Linked DNA regions of Mus musculus: regions 2 and 3 are each linked to region 1. The links are chromatin loops, found by intact Hi-C in ENCODE. Cell type or tissue: heart. All regions are shown on one strand.

The links. A loop is a pair of places that touch in the nucleus more often than their neighbours do. Peaks named below come from ENCODE experiments on the same cell type or tissue, not always from the same donor. Only the 100,000 strongest peaks of a DNase experiment are listed, where the experiment ranks them.
Region 2: it touches region 1 in a loop (7-fold over the local background); 20 of 42 quality-filtered maps call a loop at or near these places.
Region 3: it touches region 1 in a loop (4-fold over the local background); 15 of 42 quality-filtered maps call a loop at or near these places.

What each region holds. Positions count from the first base shown.
Region 1 is chr3:37,201,590-37,206,589 of GRCm38, forward strand. No RefSeq gene overlaps it. Among named protein-coding and RNA genes, the nearest start is that of Gm36168, 20 kb to the right of the region's middle. In heart, CTCF peaks have their summits at 2,522 (motif pointing left) and 3,222; a DNase peak (open chromatin) is centred at 2,632; H3K4me3 peaks cover 901 bases; H3K27ac peaks cover 646 bases.
Region 2 is chr3:36,633,031-36,638,030 of GRCm38, forward strand. Trpc3 (transient receptor potential cation channel, subfamily C, member 3) reads right to left here. Exons shown (of 12, transcript NM_019510.2): 10 at 1,345-1,428. Among named protein-coding and RNA genes, the nearest start is that of Gm35856, 19 kb to the right of the region's middle. In heart, a CTCF peak has its summit at 2,582 (motif pointing right); no DNase peak of the experiment used is centred here.
Region 3 is chr3:37,412,526-37,417,525 of GRCm38, forward strand. It overlaps Nudt6 (nudix (nucleoside diphosphate linked moiety X)-type motif 6), which reads right to left. Exons shown (of 5, transcript NM_001291044.1): 2 at 4,176-4,379. Among named protein-coding and RNA genes, the nearest start is that of Nudt6, 4.6 kb to the right of the region's middle. In heart, a CTCF peak has its summit at 2,107 (motif pointing left); a DNase peak (open chromatin) is centred at 2,236.

The sequences.
Region 1 (5,000 bases):
GGAGGGAACCCCTTGAGTGTGCAGGAAGGTGGGGAGATAGACACATGATCAGGGATTGGTGGAGTGTGAGCGGGCTGAGGAAGACAGTGAGACAGACTCAGAGCTGAGAGTAAGAGTGGGGGAGGGCAGCAGAGTCCCTGGCAGGAGACAGAGCCAGACCTGCCTTTCAGGCAAACTGGCTGGACTAGTAGTTGCAGCAGGCTGCAAATGAGAGAGGGGGAGGGGAAAGTTTGCCACATGGATCATTAGCAAGAAAGTGCCAGTTTAGTGTTGATGTAGAGATATTGTTTTAGACCAAGACATCCCATTAAGTAGGGACCAGGCAGAGAAATACTGACCCCTGGGCGAGAGAATAGGGTTATTAGCTGCCCCTACCAGTGTCCTGAGGACATTAACAACCTAAGAGAGATTCTAGCACAGGCCAGACCACCAGGTCGACTTGTGATGGCTGGGGGCTAACGCTCAGAGCCTGTGCTCTTGAGCCAGTTCATCCAAACCCAGGAATTTCTCAGCTTCGAGAAACTGTCTACAAGGAGAGGGAAATCTCACCCAAGGGAAAAAGTCCTAAAACGAGGGTCAGGGAAAAACTGAATGTCTTCCATCCTCAAGGACAACACAGGGGTAGCTCCGAGCTCAGGAACTCTCCCCTGGGACCATGCAGATGGGAAGGGATGGGGGCTTACCAGTTCTGGGCTAGCAAGCGTGGATCTCTTGTGGTGACTGAGGTGGGATGTCTCAGTGGGCCCATACTGAGGCATCCCTTCCCCATGAGGGACCAGCCACACAATAGTATAGTATAGAATAGAGTTTATTCAGGGCATGGGAAGGGGAGTTAAGAGGGTAGTAGAGGCAGAGAAAGGCAGAGAGAGGGAGAGAGTAAAGAAGTAGAAGCTGGCCATGGCCATGGGCATGTGGAGAGAGGGGGAAGGGAAGAGCCCAAGATGGCAAGAGAGAAGCAAGCAGTAAGCAAGAGTAAGAGAGGGAGGAGGGGGGCAAGCAGCCCCTTCTATAGTAGGTCAGGCCTAACTGGCTGTTGCCAGGTAACTGTGGGGATGGAGTTTAGATACAATGCTAACTAACCTGCCATTAAACTATATATGGATCTCCTTATTCCCAAGTTTTTGGTGGCAAAACTCAATCTATCTGCCTAATGGCTTCATTCTACTGATATCAGGCTCCCTTGGGAACTCACAGTAGAGCTGGGCTGAAGGGACCCAGGACACAGCCCCAGAGCAAGAGCCATATGAGCAGGGAGGAAAAATACAAATTATACTCAACACTCAGAGGCAGAGCTAAATCCTGCTTTTCTTTACTTTGTTCTGGGTGCACACCCTATCCCCAGAGCCGGTGATATAGTAAAGGATCCAGACCCAGACACGGCCCGGTGGCTGTCAATCACACCAGCTACACTCAAAATCCACTTCCTCACAGAATGCTAGGGGGGGGCGATGATTGAGCTCTGTACTCAGTGTTGTCCTTTCCTCAGGCTGAGATGTACTCTTATGGATGGTCCTGCACATAAGCGTAGGACTAACCTCAGTGCCTGCTGAAGCACGCTCCCTCCCTTCTGCAAACTGTGCAGACCTGGCCTTCCCTGACTCCTCTGCTATTCTAAGCACTTCCTTTCCTTTCAGTTTTAGTGAATCTTTGATGGCGGATTAGATACTAGGGAAACCCTGCTCTACTAGGGCATCCAAGCAACCCTGCTGTGTCTTTCAAATATTTCCTGTTGCTTTTCTGGGGATTCCTCCCTGGTGAGGTCCTTGGTCAGTCTATCCAGGCTTCTTTCGGTAGAACAAAGGCCAGATCCTTAGTTGCTCCTGGCGCCTTCTTATCTAAAAATAGCCTTGCAAACCTGATTTTATCCATTTTCTATAAATTCCCAGGGAGCCCCCGTAGTGCTCCTTAAGGTCTAAGTAATAGTGACAGTTTGCTTTTATGGCTGAGCTGTGGTCATAACGTATTCTCTTTGCCAGCACAATTGGAACAATAAGACATTTACAACCAGTGCGAAAGTCTAGCCCCTGTCATAAGCCAGCCACTTAGAGATCATAATGTCACCTCCATATCCTATAGCTAAAGTCCTCAGGAAACACCCAGCTGTGCCAACTTAGGGGGTCTAACTCCCACTAACTGGGGGACTTGGTCAAATGATATATATGTATACAGAGAATGGATTTTACATTCAGAGGCCTCCTTACTCTGCATATCCTTACAATAGTGCCTGAAACAGATAATTCTAAAAAATACCTCATAATCATAATTGCTTTATGTCTTGTATCCAAAAGAGGCAAATCAAATCAATCAATCTTAATCAAATGCAAGCCTATTTCAGAACGCATGTCGCAGGACCCTGTTAGGTAAGCTGTGGGACTGACGACTTCTTCATGGAAACTCTGGCTTGAATATAGAATTATCTGTAAGGAGGGAGGAAGGAGGACAGAAAAGATCAAGCTCCTGACAGAATAATTTCCCTAAGGACGCACCAAGTCAGATGATTGGTTTCTTCCCCTGCACTGCCCCCTTGTGGTAAAATGTCGTTAGTGTTTTGGTAGAAAGAGGAAGTAAAGGAGACAGCGATGAAGGGAAGTCGGGCTCCAAAGAGGAGCTGCCAGCCTTCAAGGAGCTTGTGGGGAACCCTGCCCTGCCAGAGCTTCCTGTTCTTTGCTTTGTGGCCCTGTGAGAGGCGGCAGCTGCTGCTGCCCCACCCTGACCCTTTCTCTCCTCATCAGATCTGAGCAGCGTAACCAAAGATACATGGCACAGACCTCAGGAGCCCGCAGGAAAGGAGCGCCTTCCTGGAACGGTTTACCTTGCCCAGTCGTCCTGGACGCTCCCAAAGGAGGTTCTGTCGTTGTTAGCGATGTACATCAGTCTCCAGTGAGGCACATAACGCTTCAGTGAACATCTCGTCCAAAGGGACATTTGAAAGAACAAAAGAAGACCAGAAATATTTCTGAAGGAGTAGAAGCTGGGAGGGGACTTTGGGACACTTCTTTCAAGTTTCCTCCTCTGCTAAGAGAAATCTACAAACACAGGGGATTGTGTTATTCGCGTCACTGAGAGCAAGAGGAGAACGTCTGATTTGGGCATAGTATTCCAAGCACAGTTTATCGAAGTAACTGGACTCATAAATACAAAGTTGGAAAGCATCTCATGTGTACTGGGTTCTCCCTGGGAGCAAGTGCCTGTCACTGTCAGGGGAGACCTCTCCTGGAGGGCACAAATACTGCAACGTGTCAGTGATCCAGTTTCAGGAGTGAAAAATAATGTTTTGTGCAAATGCATTAATATTCTTCAAAATCTAGAAAGACATCAGAACTAGGAAGGTAACTATTGAGTGCAAACTAGCTTTTGGATGCCGTATTACTTCTTAATAAAATTTTACTAAAACTACAACCCTGAAAATAAATCAGATACTACAAATATATCCTTGTTTGAAGGCGGTGATAGATACCTGGTACGGACCAGATTGTGTCAGTGAGCAGGATCGACCCTTCCCCAGACACATTTTCAGTCAACACTTTCCTGTTCTGAGATGAGGTCCAAGGAGCGCTGGGTGCTCAGATACACTGGGGCTTTGCTCTGTAAGCAGCCTGTGGTTTCTGGGGTCCCCAGCAGAACCCCAGGGCTCTCTACCCCACATTTTGCTCTGGAAACCCAAGAGTCCTGTTGTGATTTATGAAGTGACAGAGTTAGGAAGAAAGGCAGCTCTTGGACCCGTAGCCCAACCAAACACACAAGCTGTGGTCGTCGCCCCAGACAACTGCTCTTCAGCAGGCTTGAGATTTCTCCACAGAGAGCAGAGTCCTTTCATGTGGGCAAAGAACGACTTTATCAGACAGAATGCCTCGATGCTTATGAAATGCTTCCTGAGAGGGAGGAAGTCAGGCTATAATTGGGGCAGAATTTACAACAGCGAAATCACATTTGGGCAAGTTCTCTCTTATTGCAAGGGGCCTCCGAGCCACTAGAGATGCTTCATAGATTGCCACTGTCACCTGCTGGCTGGCCTCCAACTGCCATGAGGCCCAGGGAGGGGAAGGCAGGTAGGCCCCTGAATCAAGGCTTGGGTGGTACCCAGAACACTCTGGATCACATGACCGACTTGGTTCTTAGAGGACAAGGTTTGGAAACTTTGATGTATAGGTCTAAAGCCTCAGTAGGAGGGAAGTTGGGTGGTGTCTGTCTCACCTGGTGCAGTGGCAGTGAGGCTGTAACAACTGCCCAGTCACTAGCCTGAAGCAGATGTTGTATTTAGTGCTAAGGTCACCTGTAGTTTATATGTAGCTCTTCTTGTTCACATGAAACATAGAAATCTACTTGACAGCCCCAAACGTCACTGCCACTATTGTGTTTCCTAAGGAATACAGCTGGAAGCTCATCTGTTCTTGAGCCAAGTCTTTCCCAGAACACATGGGTGGGTCTGACTGCAGAGAAATGGAGAAGATGGCAGAAATATGAAGATCAGAAAGACTGTCCAAAGGACAGAATAACAGACAGTAAAGGGCCGAGATGGATTTCATGAACAAAAGCAAAACTCAAAGTGCACATCATCTTGCGGTTGGGAAGTCCATCTCCTTCTGCTCCTTGTGGGAAATGAAGCCAATGCCATATCAAAACAAACAAAAAAATCTTGCAGCTTAACAATCCCAAAAGCTTACATCATTTTAAAATCTGTGCACTCAACATAGTAATGTCTCTTTTTTATCTCAAGAAGGTGTTCCTGCATAACTGCATACCTTCTAATGAATAGACTCACAGAAATAAAAAATAAAGCAATTTTTGTTCTTCCCCACAGGTTCATGTGAATGACTGATGTCTATTGCATAGAGGCTTACATGACTCTTGGGGTCCCCACCCCCACACTCTACCTCCCTGCCACCCCCACCCCCACACTCAACCTCTCTGCCACCCCAGGCTGCCTTACCACCCCAGGCTCTTACACTGTGGTGTTCAGCACTTCTGTCAGGGTGAGTTCCACAACTGGGAACCCTTGG
Region 2 (5,000 bases), 570 kb before region 1:
AAGCCTTGTAAAGTTGACTGCAAAAACGAAAGAGTCCAGGATGGGAAATAACAGCTCTAAGTTCAAGGCATTTAGCACACTGGTATAAAAGCCTTCTTAACTCAGATCCCAAGCAAAGGCTGGCAGCTTTAACTATTAAAATTCCTCTTAACTGGTAACAGAAAAATCATCAAGACAAGCATACAAGGAAAAAGAATATCAACCAACCAGACCATACAGGTCTCCCAGGGACTAAACCACCAACCAAAGAGTGCACATGGAAGGACCCATGGCTTGAGATACATATGTAGCAGAGGATGGCCTTGTCTGACATCAGTGGGAGGGGAGGCCCTTGATCCTGAGGAGGCTTGATGCCCCAGTGTAGGGGAATGCTAGAGCAGTGAGGTGGGAGTCGGTGGGTAGGTGGGGGAGCACCCTCATAGAAGCAGGGGGAAGAGGATGGGATAGGAGGGTTTGTGGAGGGGAAACCAGGAAAGGGGATGATATTTGAAATGTGAATGAATAAAATGATTAATTAAAAAAAGAAAGGCAAATGGAGATTTTTTTTTCTAATTAGGTCATTAATCATACATGACCAAGTTCCTTCATGATAAATGCACAGTAGAAGCACTTGACTATTTCTGTTAGGTTGAAATAAAAATCCCTGCTTTATTTCTATCAATGGAAGATAAGGGATGAAACAAACTAAGTACCCTCATGGTGGTTTCCAACCATCTGTAACTCCAGTTCCAGGGGGGATCCAATGCTCTGTTCTGACCTCTGTGGGCACCAAGCATTCACAGGATGGACAGACATACACATAGGCAACAGCCTCTCACATAAAAAAAAACTATGGAAACACTTTGTTTTCAACATTGCAAAAGCAGTCCTTCTTGCTGAGCCTGAGCCTGGTGCTGCAGGCCTGTAGTCTCAGGTCACAGAGAGGCTGAGGCAGGAGGAATGAGAGTCCAATCCATGTCCTGCCGTCCATGGGTAACAGTGAGTTGGAACTCAAGCCAGGAAACTTAGTGAAACTCTATCTCAAAATAATAAAATAGAATAGCCTAGGACTATAGCATAGGCAAGGCCCTGGGGTCAAACTCAATCTTAAGAAAATAAGAAATAAAGCTACAACAACAACAACATCTCTTCTTTAGCAAAAAACCAAAACAAAATTTAAAAAACCCAACAACAAAAAGGAGAAAGGACAAAGAGGCTGACCTCTTTTGATTTTGAAGTTCCTAACACCCCACTCTCTCTGCCCTGTACAACTTCATAGTGTATATGAAGACTGCACCACTCCACACATACAGAGAGTCACACAAGGAGTCACACACAATAGAGAAATGGCTAACAAGTACTTACCTGATATCGTGTTGGCTGATTGAGAATGCTGTTAAAACTGTGTGATTCAAAAACTCTCGAGTTAGACTGTGTGAAGAGGTTTAACTAGGAGAAAATACAATTAACCTAGTAAATGAGAATACATTCATTTGGAATAAGAGATATAGATTACTTGATTCTCTTGGATGGCGTTTCTGGAATCCACACTTCTGAGGAACATTTTGTTCAAGTTGGCTTGTATGAGGGGGTTAAATATTTTTGAAAGCAAACAGTTGTGTGGGAGAGATGCTCACTTTCATCAAACACTGGAATGATGCAGTGTAACAGAGCTGTTGACTAAGAATGTATTTTAGAAGTTGGCCCTTATCTAATATATGTTTTCGTGGGAACAGGCAACATTTACCACTCAGAACTCCAAGTGCCTCCGAAGTGGTTTGATTGGCTACTGAGTCCTAGCTCCTCCCTAAGTTGAACAGAATCCCACAGGTGCAGGTAGCCTTACACATATTTCATAGCCCTATGATATCACCTAAAATAATATAGCTTCTCTATCATTTTGCCTTATGCTAATCAGATCTTTGGAGAGAACTGGGTTGAAGAATGGAGCTTTACTGTCTGTTTCTATCTAGCTGTCTGTCCATCTGCCTGTCTATGTATCTATCATCTATCAATCATATATCTTTCCATCAGTGATATCTATCTATCTATCTACCTACCTACTTATCATCTACCTATCATCTTTATATATCAATCACATGTGTATCTCTCTCTCTATCATGTATCTATCAGTCATATCTATTTATCATCTATCATCTCTGTCTATATGTCAGTCCTCTATATGTATTTATATATCTATCAGTCATTATCTCTATCTATCTATCTATCTATCTATCTATCTATCTATAATCTATCATCTATCTATTAACTATCATCTATCTATTAACTATCTACCTATCCTCACTCCCACCTTCAGCTTGAGTTTTGAGTAGGCAGGAACAGAAAGCTAGCTGAGAGCTTAGCCCTGCCCATGACTGACACAGATATAAGCAGGAACTTTCCATCATTCCAGGGCTAGCTGGCTTGTATATGATTCAAAAGTCCTCCCATTCCAAACTGTAGTCTTTCGACCTCCATAGCCCCCCTGTGATTATTCAGGAAGGTGTGGCAGGCCAGGGCAGAGGTGACAGGACTGGACAGGCCTCCTAGTTGACTGTTTCGCTAGGACCTGCACTTGATGATGTGATGTTTCCCTCTGCCACTGGGGGTCGGTATCAGCCTGCTGACTGAACTCAGCAACCTCAGCAGAAAAGTGTCAAAACAACAATATTGACATTTCTCTAGCTTTTTTATTTAATTCATTTAATGAAGAAAGTCGATGCCTGATGTAAGACTGAGACACTTTGGCTGGGTGTAGTGTCACATGCCTGCCTGGCTGCCTGGCTGCCTGGCTGCCTGGCTGCCTGGCTGCCTGGCTGCCTGGCTGCCTGGCTGCCTGGCTGCCTGGATGCCTGGCTGCCTGGATGCCTGGATGCCTGGATGCCTGTCTGCCTGGATGCCCAGATGCTAGGCAGAGTTAAGTAAGAGGATCAAAGTTTAAGGTCAGCCTGGGCAATTCAGGAGGATCTGAAAAGGGGGGGTGGGGGTGGGGAAGCCAAGGCAGGCCCTCTTAGCTGAGAAAAATATTTTTTCCTCCTCTTACTGATGTCACAGGGTGGCAGTGGATGTCCTGTGGAGCGCTCTCTCTGTGCCTTCATAGAGGTCTAAACATCTGGAAGTGCCCTGCCCAGCTGGCTTTTGGTAGCCCCCATCTATACTATGACTATTTGGGGTCTAAAGTCCATAAACTCTGTTGCCTACTGTGGTGGTTCAAATATTCTTGGCCCACAGGAAGTGACACAATTAAGAGGTATGTCCTTGTTGGAATTGGTGTGGCCTTGTTGGAGGAAGTGTGTCACCATGGGTGTGGGTTTTGAGACTCCTCCTAGCTGTCTTCGGATGGAGATGTAGAACTCTCAGCTCCTTCTCCATGTCTGCCTGCACACACCATGCTTCCTGCCATAATGATAATGGACTGAACCTCTGAAACTGTAAGCCAGCCCCAATTAAATGTTAACTTTAACATTTAAGAGTTTAACATTTAAGAGTTGCCTTGGTCACAGTGTCTCTTCACAGCAATGGGAACCTGAACTAAGACAGTTACAGAAAGAAAATTTCAAGGTTTGTTCTCTGAAGCACAGAAGGCTGAAGGTGACCACACTTCAGAGGTCAAAGACTTAAGGAGCTAAGCTTCCCTAGAAAGACAAAACATTTATTAACACTGTCAATCTTCACAACAGGCAGAGCCGCCCAGAACATCAGGAGCCAGTTACTCCCTAGTGCATAAAGAGGGCTAAGCATGGACTGCCAGAAAGACTTGATCTACATATACCCTGCACTGGCTGCACCCTGGCTGCTAGCCAGGTCTAAACACACAGCAAGCAGTGTGGACCGTGATGAGGAAGGGCCCTGACGTTTGCTGAGCTGGAGTGGAATACATCCCATTTAACACTCACAGAAGCCCATGGCTTTCCAATTTTTTAGGTGAGGAGATTTACCTGTGTAACTTGCTCATAAGTTTTAAAAGCCAGTTCAGACACAGGTCTAGCCTAGGGGCTCTACTTCTCTCCACCCCACGGCTTCTCATTGTGTGTGTGAGGTATTTATTTGAATGCGGTACAGACAGACAGCCGGTCACTGCTGTGGCATCTAATAGCCATGAGAGAGCACAGTGACACCACACAAAGAGCCGTGGTTCAAACTGAAGGGCCTTGTGTATGTCAGGAGGCACTACCCACTGAACCACACTCCCAGCACAGGGTCACTATCTGTAAGGGTAAGATTCGAGGGCTATTAAAAAAATCTTGGAAACACAGATCTATGTCAAAAAAATGAGGAATTAAATTGCATCAATCCTGTCTTTGCCTCAGCATCAATCGAGGAAAGTCCTCTACTTTTGAACAAGGCCAATGTTTTATTGTTTCCTGGGCTTCTAGACTACTGCAGCTGGAGACCATTTTTCATACGTTTTTCTTTTATCTTTTCTTTTCTTTTTTTTTCGAGACAGGGTTTCTCTGTATAGCCCTGGCTGTCCTGGAACTCACTTTATAGAACAGGCTGCCTTTGAACTCAGAAATCCTCCTGCCTCTGCCTCCCGAGTGCTGGGATTAAAGGCGTGCACCACCACTGCCTGACTTTCATGCATTTTTAAAAGACCAAATCTCTGTAGTCCTAGTTAGTCTCAAAATCTCTACATCATTCAACCTGCTTCAGTCTCGGTGTCTTCCCGCCTCAGTGTACCAAGAATGGGGATTACAGGCCTGTGGCACCGTGCCAGGCTCCATCATTACAATTTTAGCAGAGATGGTACCTGAGTCTCACACATTGGCTCCTGTCTGCTTCCTTCCCTGTTATTTTAAATATGGCCATAATGTTGTGTCTCCGACCCTAACTCTATATACAGAAACTAAGTTCATACTGATGAAGTGCCACCATGAAATTTACATTCCTAGGTCAACTCAAGGGCATTGATTGCAGTGTTCTTCTTTATAAAGGGCTTTGTTGCTGGGTGGGAAGATGCTCAGGCTCTCATCCACGGCATGATACTAAAGAAAAGGTCCTTCTGCTGCCTCTCCAAATAC
Region 3 (5,000 bases), 210 kb after region 1:
TACCTCAGTCATGAAGACTATAAAACACCTCTCCAGCAAGGAGGTCATTACTCAATTGACTAGTATTCACTCATTCTCATTCTCATTCTCTCTCTCTCTCTCTCTCTCTCTCTCTCTCTCTTTCTCTCTCTCTCTCTCTCTCTCTCTCTCCCATCCCTCCCTCCCTTCTTCCCCCTCTCTTTTACTCCTATTCACCCACCTCCCTCCCTCCCTTCCTTTCTTCCAAAAGTTTGGAATGTGTGTGTTAAATTTGTACAATAATCACTGGCATGACTGTCTATGTCTTCATGACCCAAATGAAGATCTTTTTTTATCCTTTAGTAACATTTTCTTTGGTGGTTACACAAGTGAGAGTGCAAGCTGCAGCCCATCTGGCTCTCTAAATAACTGTCTACTGAGAACTTAGAACTCTCTCTTTCTCACAGGTTGAGAAGCTAAGAAGTCCAGGGTCAAAGTGCCAACATACAGGTGTCTTGGAAGAGCTACTTCTCACAGAGAGCATTCCCACAGGGGCCTAAGGCTGGGCCTCTTAGGCCACTGTTGTTAAGGGCTCCAATGTCTTATTAAAGCTTCGCCCATAGGACCAAGCCACTTGTGCAGGCCTCATCTATTATTGCCATCACCCCAGGGATTAGGATTCTAATATGATTCAAGCATTCACACTGCAGTGCTTAAAGCACTGAGGACACACTGGCCTTTCTGCTCTAATTCTTACTTTTTGAAGCACAGCACAGATTTCAGATCTCTGCCTCCTGGCTGTTCAGATCCCAACTATCTCAATATCCATAACGACCTGCCTGAAGCCAGTTACATTTCCTTACTGTGTGTGCATCTGTCCTAGAGCACACACACACATTTGGAAGGCTTTATTTTCATGCCTAAAGCTCCAGCCCAGCACTTCCATTTACTCATCCATCATATACACTGCTCCGTGCACTTTGGACTCTGCCAGATGCTAGGACCAAAACCACTGTCCTTCCTCTTTCCTCTTTTTACTGTTTAGATTTTCCCCCTTTATCTTACTATGGGTGGCTTGCCTACAGAATGTCTGTACTGTGTGCATGCCCTGCCTCTGGCCAGAGGGGGTAGCAGGTCAGCTGGGACTGGAGTACAGATGGTTCTGAGTCATGTGGATGCCAAGAATCAAACTCTGGTCCTCTGGAGGAGCATCGGGTGCTTGTAACTGCGGAGTCATCTTTCCAGCCCCCTATTTTTAGTAGTTTTGTTTGGGCAAATCCTGGGTCAAAACCATAAATAACACTTTAGTGATTTGTACTAGAACCCTTGAAATGGGCTAACTTCAACATATCCTTATGGGATATAGGCATTTTTTATATATTTATCTGCTCTTTTAATATTCCTTTCTGAGTCTTTCTATGTAACATACAGAAGTCCTTTCCATATTAGCTGAGCTCCTATTATGTATACGGTATTTTACCAGGTGCTGGAAATACAGTGGAAAACACAACACAACTTTTCACTGTGTCCAATGGAGAGGAGACAAATGAAAGCTAAGTTATTCAGAGCAGAAAGTGGAAAAAGCAACCACAAACAAGCATACATAGGTGAACCATGTGAAAAGAGAGCTTGTTTGTAACTGAGGGGCTGGACAGATGCTCAGAGGTTAAGAACCTATACTCTCCTGGCAGGGGACCCAAGCTCAGTTCCCACACTCACTTCAGATGGCTTATAACTCCTTGGAACTCCAGCTCCAGGATCTGAGGCTCTTTCCTAGTCTCTATGGGTACTTGCACCCCTTCCCTCACACACACACACACACACACACACACACACACACACACACACACACTCTCACACTCATACATAAAATACATTTTTAAAATTCAAACATTAAAAAGTAGCTAAAATGAAACACTGCACTTGGTACTCTTCGAGGCTAGAAAGGAGAGCAGTAAGGATCTTAACTCTCGTGAGGAAAGGATCGTAAGATGCAAATCTAACTGGACATCCAAGGGACAGGATGCCAAGGAACCTAAGTCTAGAACTGAGGACTTGTGATTATCCCACGGCTCTTTACAGTATTCACTGACAGCACCAACTCAGAGAGAAAAGATAGTAAGCACAATCCGAGCGACCCCTGCTGGCCACAGTATAAAGCTAAACTAAGACAAGACTGGAATTAAACAGTTCCGAAAGCATATTAGGCACTGTGTGTCTCCTGTGCAATAGCTCAGGTGACGGAGTCCACACAGCCATCAGCGGGAGAGCTGGGCTTTATTCCAAATGGGCACTCCCATAAACAGCACTGCTCCATCAAGACATAGCAACTCCCTCCTGCTCGATGATATCATCACCCATCCATCCATCAGTCCACCCTCCTTACACCCGTTAGTCCATCTATCCATGGCACGCTCGGGCCCTACTTCGTACTTGCTCTGTCTTTATCCCAAGTAAACATGGTGAACAACACACAGAATGGCTGGCTTCATGAACTGTGCATACTGCTGGGGAGACTAAGTACATGTATAACTAGCTTGCATTGGGTACTATTAAAAAATCTGGATAAAGAAACATAGACTGGTGGAATTGACATGGGGGAGGTCCCTATGTTATACAGTAGGTTTGGGAAGTTTTCTGAAGTCAGTAAAATGCTTCCCAGACAAGCGTGGGGAACTGGGTTCAGATCCCTAGCATCCATATAAAAACTCAGGTACAGTGAGGTGCATAGGTGCATCTGTAGATAGATGCAGTGTTAGGAGGTGGAAGATCCCTGGGGCTTGCTATCTAGCAAGGTGGATGGTACCTGAGGAATGACACTCAGTGCCGTCCTCTGGTATCCACCTTACACACACAGACACAAAATAGTTTTGCATGACTTTCTAATGATACAACAGGCCATCACCAAATTATTGGGTAGAATCTTTTGAGGTAGAGCCCATAGAAAGTTTCTGAATGTCTATTTGCTGCAGGGCAGGAAGGCTACAGATAGATATTAGTGGACACCCCCAACCAGCTTCTTTAGACACTGTAGGTATGCAGACTATACATGTAAAGCCATGTATACATTATACGGAAACAAAAATGCAAATTACTAAGGTAATAATTAATCTGCAATCTTCTTTTATTTATTTAAGGATTCTTTACTATTTTAGTTTTTTACCCACCTTAGGAACTCAAGGACTTCCTGGGAACAGCAGTAGCAACAGCTGGCAGAGAAATTTGTAATCAGAATTGTGGGTACAGAAGTAGCCATTCATTTTAGAAAACACTCTAGGCGATTTCGATGCCCTCTGCAATGAGGTTTTCCTGTTTCTGAAGCTGACTGTTCAAGGCTCTAACCTAGCTCCATTGTTCTATCTTAAGCTGCTACCACTTGACCCATTAACCATGTAAAGTCTTAGGAAGTAATAATCAAATAAGCATATGGTTAGTTTGCCTTGCTTCAAGTTCAACCTAAAAGTTTTCCTATACAATGTTATAATTTAGCGCATATTTAGGCAGAAACAGTCATGAACTTCATCAGAATCAAAATGGGGTTCCTTGTGTCAAAAAGGAAATAAAGCTGGGAGGTTATGAAGGGCAAGTCCTTAACATGAACGCCTGACAGCAACTATCACAAACGATGGCTGGGACCACAGCTGGCCACAGCCAGAGCATGGAGTACCCCATGAGGACACGCCCACCCTTTGACCAATGCCACCATGCTCCTTAATGGCTGTGTCCGCAGATTACTCTTTGAAGTACCTGAATGAATACTCACAGTTTTACCTTTTCAAATCTAGTCTTGCCTTCTTGAACATGCTCTAGGTTTGCTAGCGCACACGTGTCTGACTGCAATATACTCAAATCACCATAACCTCTCCCCACTAAAAAAGTTACTTTCTGGAGAATTTCATGTTTCCTTGTACTGACATATGCTTTAAGGAGTATAATTTATTTCCTTCTCCCAATTCAGTGTCACTACTGAGAATAGAAGCTCAAATATCTGTGTGAAGCATGTTAAATGTAGCCTTTGGGAAGGCTGCTTTTCCACTTGTTTTCTATGCTAGCCTGTAATTCACGGGGCAGACACCCTTTCTTTTTTGAAAAGCACGACACCACCGTTGCACAGTCACACAGCACTCACTGACCAGCATTCACTGACAGACTAGCAGCCCAGCTTCAAGGAGACATGGTAAACTTGTGAAAAGGCAGTTCCTGAGTCCAAAACTGACCTGCAACTCCAACTTGGTGTGTAGCATATCCCGGGAGTCTGCTGGGTCCTTCTCCCAGCCACAGAGTCAGTGTTGAGGAATGGGGTTTTGCGTGGTGGAAGCAAAAGCCCAGGGAAGCAGCAGGGGCAATGAAGTGGCTCTGCAGGATGGGGATGTGTAGCCAGGCAGCTATCCGTCCTTCTGAGCGCCACTGCTGAATGGCAGCTAGAACGCAGAGGGAGGAAGATACACCCTGTAAAGGTTTTCTGTGAAATGCATGGTCCCGACCTCTCTGCATTGCTATAGCCCAGTTGTTTATGTGATTCTCCACCCACCACAGCACTGGTGTTTATAAGCAAACCACCCAAATGCAGGCCCAGCACATAGCAGGTGTTCAGGCACTGTAGAACGGACAAAAGAAGCGGAATCACATGCAGTTCTGGCGCTTCCTTCTTCTTTCCAGAGCTGCATATGCTATAGGGTACTCTACCATGGAGCCAAATCCCCAGCCCACTCTATTTCTCTTAATGCCATTGACTTTAATCTTCACAAATGATGATGAAAGGTGTATTTACTCCTATGGAAAAGTTCTGATGTTATTCTTGGTTTATAAGAATAGAAATTAAAAAAAAAAAGTCAGAACTATCCTGACGTATTACTAGCCTGAAGAGAGGAATATTTTTTGTGATATTTGCATTAACATGTCTATATCTTATATTGTACCTTTTATAATACATTATATATTAAGTAGTCTATCATTAAAATTCCTTCAATGAAAGTGGATTCCTCAATAGCAGTAGCATCCCTTATGCATCCTACAAGCTAATCAGCCAACTTCTACTCTAC